2 separate regions of the Homo sapiens genome follow, and region 2 is linked to region 1. Evidence: read pairs that join two places in POLR2A ChIA-PET (ENCODE). Cell type or tissue: CD4-positive, alpha-beta T cell. All regions are shown on one strand.

Evidence for each region. Peaks named below come from ENCODE experiments on the same cell type or tissue, not always from the same donor. Only the 100,000 strongest peaks of a DNase experiment are listed, where the experiment ranks them.
Region 2: POLR2A ChIA-PET joins it to region 1 with 5 read pairs; 7 of 35 experiments call an interaction of 5 or more read pairs at or near these places.

The regions. Positions count from the first base shown.
Region 1 is chr18:2,955,218-2,957,717 of GRCh38, reverse strand. The region is part of intron 2 of LPIN2 (lipin 2); the gene reads left to right. Among named protein-coding and RNA genes, the nearest start is that of LPIN2-AS2, 11 kb to the left of the region's middle. RefSeq lists an enhancer at 620-679. In CD4-positive, alpha-beta T cell, no CTCF peak of the experiment used is centred here; a DNase peak (open chromatin) is centred at 1,367; H3K4me3 peaks cover 1,205 bases; H3K27ac peaks cover 2,439 bases.
Region 2 is chr18:3,073,563-3,076,062 of GRCh38, reverse strand. MYOM1 (myomesin 1) reads left to right here. Exons shown (of 38, transcript NM_003803.4): 35 at 302-338; 36 at 587-609. Among named protein-coding and RNA genes, the nearest start is that of LPIN2, 62 kb to the right of the region's middle. In CD4-positive, alpha-beta T cell, no CTCF peak of the experiment used is centred here; no DNase peak of the experiment used is centred here.

The DNA.
Region 1 (2,500 bases):
TTTCTCTCTAATGTAAAATGGCCACCAATACCTCCAGGCTCACAATCTGTTAACTCATCAATCCCAGTGGAGAGAGAGCTTCCTACAGAAGTATCAGTATTTAGTCTCCCTGTCAAAGGAACGGACATATCTCTGGGACCAGTTTCTGTAGCTGGGAAAGAGATATATTTATTGGCTTGGACAACAGCCCACCTCTACTCCCTAAAGCCACACCAGAAATACAGGTTGAGTATCCCTTATCTGAAATGCTTGGGACCAGAGCATTTTGGATTTCATTTTTTTCATTTTTTGGAATATTTACACTATACTTACTGGTTGAGCATCCCAAATCTGAAAATCTGACGTCTGAAGTGCTCCAGTGAGCATTATCTTTGAGTGTCATGTAAATGCTCAAGAAGTTTCAGATTTTTGAGCATTTTTAGATTTCAGATTTTTGGATTTGAGACACTCAGCTTGTATATGATTTGAAACAGGATGAATAGACTCCCAAAAGACATTTGAGATATTCTTACCCAAAGAGTGGTAAGCTAGTTCAAAAGTCTAGTACATCGACTGTTTCTCAGAGATACCAGTTTCATTTCAGCATCTTAGTCCTATATTATGTTCAGCACAATTAAGCCACAGTGTAAGAAGTAAGACTATATGGAAATGAGGGGTTATTTTTAAAACTGTTTTACTAGAATTTCATACATCAAATTAGTGTCCTTTTTAAAATAATCACGTTGGTGGGAAGAATTTGTTCCAACTTGGTGTTCTCTCAAAATATTTTTAAAACCTTTGTGTTGTTGTTGCCTGAAGAGTTCACAGCATATTCTTTTAAGTATTGCCAATATTAGCATAATTTGATGTTAGGTTTAATTTTTGGAAAGACCAAACTCCATTTAAAGTCACACAAAGATGATAAGTAGTCACATTGAGAAATGTCATACTTGATCTCTAAAAGTAAGGGCTGTGAAGTGTTAATTTTTCTGAGATAGTGTATGAATAGTTTAGAGTCTGAATTTGCATGTTAAAGAAGCATTCTTCTATTTTCCCAGCTACACTGTTTAAATGGATAGCCTCCAAAAATGAAATTAGTTGCTCAGATTGTCCCAGTTTGACTGTTAGTGTATGTCCTTCAAGTTGAGTTCCTTTGAAATGCTCCCATCAGTTTTTGAACCCTTCCTTCCTGGTACCAGAAGGTGTTCCAGAAGAAGCTACTTTCCCTGCCTCAGCTCTGGCATTAATTATTTTACGCCAGTTCCTTTTATTGAAGAATAGTATTTACGAACAAAGATCTGCTTATTAGGCGTGCTCGTAACTCCTGAGGTATCATTGCTTCTAGGCAGCCCAAGCTGGCAGAGCCAGGAAATGGGTGGATGTGTGCACGTGTACACACACACACACACACACACACACACACACACCCCTGCATCTATATATGAAAATCATGAGGGCACACGGGTTCCTCCAATTCCCATCCACCATCGCAGGCTTCTTTCCCCCTCCTTATTTATAATTTTTTTCTCTTTCAACAGGAAACATGGTTCTGATTATCGTCAGTATATCTGCTTAGTTACTCAATCCTAGGAAACACAAAATAGTTTCAGAATTGCTAACTCAAATCTCTGTGAATGTATTAACTACTGCACAATGTTTGTTTGGAGTAACATATCAAATATGTCTTTAGACTTATAATACAAGTCAAAATACTGTTTCCAAGGTAAGGTTAGTTCCATTCTTCCTCACTTCAGTGTGGTTATGTTATTCATACATAGGAGGTTTTTTTGTTTGTTTTTGTTTTGTTTTGTTTGTTTTTCTTTTTGAGAGAGTTTCGCTTTTGTTGCCCAGGCTGGAGTGCAATGGCGTGATCTCGGCTCACTGCAGCCTCCGCCTCCTGGGTTCAAGCGATTCTCCTGCCTCAGCCTCCCGAGTAGCTGGGATTACAGGCGGGCGCCACCATGCCCAGCCGATTTTGTATTTTTGGTAGAGGCGGGGTTTCACCATGTTGGTCAGGTTGGTCTCGAACTCTTGACCTCAGGTGACCTGCCCACCTTGGTCTCCCAAAGTACTGGGATTACAAGCATGAGCCACTGCACCCGGCCCATACATAGGAGTTTTATAACAAGCATTTTGACAAAATATGTTGATAAGGTTTGGATGTCCCCTCCAAGTCTCATGTTGAAATGTGAACTCCAGTGTTAGAGGTGAGCCTGGTGGGAGGTGTTTGGATCATGGGGGCAGATCCCTCATGGATGGCTTAGCACCATCCACTTGGGGATGAATGAGTTTTTGCTGAGTTGACAAGATCCAATTGTTTTAAAAGTGTGTGGCACCTTTGTGTGGCACCCCCAGTCTCTTGCACCTGCTCTCACTATGTGACGTGTCTGCCCCCACTTCGCCTTTCACCGTGAGTAAAGGTTTCCTGAGTCCTCCCCAGAAACCAAGCAGATGCCAACGCCGTGCTTGTACAGCCTGCAGAACCATGAGCCAGTTAAACCTCTTTTCTTTATAAATTGCC
Region 2 (2,500 bases), 120 kb before region 1:
TTTTATTCCCATTTTTTCTTTGTTGGAGTTAATCTTTGCCTTTCCGTTTGAGGGGCTGAAGCCCTCTTGCTGAGTTGAAAGCTTCTAAAATCTACTATTTCATATTTTGTGCCTACAATGTATTTCCTGGCCTTGTTAAGTACATTAAGCTGTGGAGTGAACACATAAGCACAGTCTTAATCAAAGTCGGTTTAGTCATGTCTGGACCGATCACAGCAATCTCCAGTTGTGAATTTTAATCGCCCCTGTGTGTCATCAATTCTGGGTGAGAAAATTCTAACTTTTCTTTTTTCTTTTAAAGCATACGATGAGGCCTATGCTGAATTCCAGAGGTTGAAGTAAGTCCCTGGTCCTAGCAAATGCCACTTGCATGCACTAATTTCCCGGGAAGCTTGCATGCTGCTCGCCCCTCTGAGTGTTAGAAAGAGCCTTTTATTTCAGAAAGTACAGTAGAAGCAGCACTTCCCATTGTTATATTGAACAGCAAAATGTCTCTGAGGCAAGGAAAATGTCGTCAAGTTTAGCTACTTTGAAGTAACACTAACACAAAATTCTTCGTCTGTTTGTTCGTTTCTCTCAACCACAGACAAGCTGCCATTGCCGAGAAAAGTAAGTAAACTTTTTTTTTACTTTTCACAAGTACTCCTGGGATAGATTCAAAAGATAATTTTATTTTGCTATTATAACTACAGATGGAGGAGAATGGAAGTGGTTTTTTTCTTTTTTAAATCTTAGGTGTTCTACATATGTTTTCATTTTAGTCTTTTGAGTAAGAATATCTAGGAAAAGAAGGTCTCAGGTTACATTGTAAAGAATGTCACCCTACCCTTGACTTGAGCTACAACCCAGACATCCTGAGAAACCTCTTGGCTGCAAATCATACAGTAGGTTGTTAGTGACTTGCAGGTACAGTGTTTCATAAAAATATGTATATATTGGAGAAAAGAAGCAACAAGAAACATTGTAAGGGCCAGGCATGGTGGCTCACGCCTGCAATCCTAGCACTTTGGGAGGCCGAGGTGGGCGGATCACCTGAGGTCAGGAGTTCAAGACCAGTCTGGCCAACATGGCAAAACCCCGTCTCTACTAAAAAATACAAAAATTAGCCGGGTGTAGTGGCGGGTGCCTGTAATCCCAGCTACTTGGGAGGCTGAGGCAGGAGAATCACTTGAACCCGTGAGCCAAGATCACGCCACTGCACTCCAGCCTGGGCAACAGAGCAAGACTCCGTCTCAAAAACAAAACAAAACAACAACAACAAAAGAAAATAGAAAACTGTAAATTTGATATCAAGTAATTCACTGTAACTTGGCCCCAACAAATACTGTACATTTTCCTGGGAGCCCCTGCGAGATAAAAGCTACCAAATAAGGCCTTCCTTACTTTCATATAACTAGACACAGTCCAAGCAAAGCAACACCAATCTGTCAAGTCTGCATGTGTACCCAGAAACACACACACTGCAGTATTTCTGTGAGCTGTTTGTTTCACACACACAGATTTTTAGAAGAACTCAGTCTTACAGGATCTTAGGAGTCACTGACTAATCCATAATACTAATTCAGCTTCTTTGTCCGAGTGGGAGCCAGAATTTTAAAATTGTTACAGGCTAAAATGGTAGAGTCCACCTGAGCTGGATGTGAAGGGGACAGGGAGAAGGAGCAAGAAGGGAAGTCATCCTTCCCCACAGGGCTCCATGTGCCTCTGGGTGCAACTTTGAACTTTGAACCTGAAACTTGCACTGCTCCCCTCCACTCCCTTCTCCACTTTCCCCCTCCTGCTCAGGCCCTGTGTATGTGGACTGCAGCTGGGGGTAAGGGACAGAGGCTGGTACTGGGGCACCAGAGGTCAAGGGGGAAGTGGGGTGTTGAGCAAGAGAGAGCTGTTCTTGTTTGGTACTGAGCAAAGCCTACATCCACAAGCAGTTTTCTGTCTTTCCAGATTCTTGAACTCTTCTGTGGGCAAGGAGTTCATGAACTCTTTAGAACTGGAAGCAACCTTAGAGCTTTTCTAGCTCCATGTTTGTAAACTTTTGTAAGCTATGGAACACTTACTTCAAATTGATGCAGGATTTTTGCTCCTTAGTTCAGCTAAATCCAGGTTCTTGTCTCACAACCAGGAAAAATTAGACATGCGGACACATTGAAGGGTGAGGCAGGCAGAATTTATTAAGCGAAAGGAAAACTCTCGGCAAAGAGAGGGTTTCTCCAAGCAGGTTTCCCTCTCACAGTTGAATACCAGGTCTACCGTGGATGAGCTGAAGAGGCCAGGCCCCTCCCCTGCATAAGGTGCAAATTCCTGGTGGATCCCCCCATTCCCCCAATGCACATGTGGGCATGCCCAGGCAAGCCATAGGTAGCATCGGAAAAGGCAACATTCGATTGGTTAAAAGGCATTATTCAGAAATAATCATAGTATCCCCAGGTCTAATGCAACCCTTGTCCCCCATTCTACAAATTAGGAGACTGAGGCCAACACAGTGAAGTGACTGGCCCAGTAT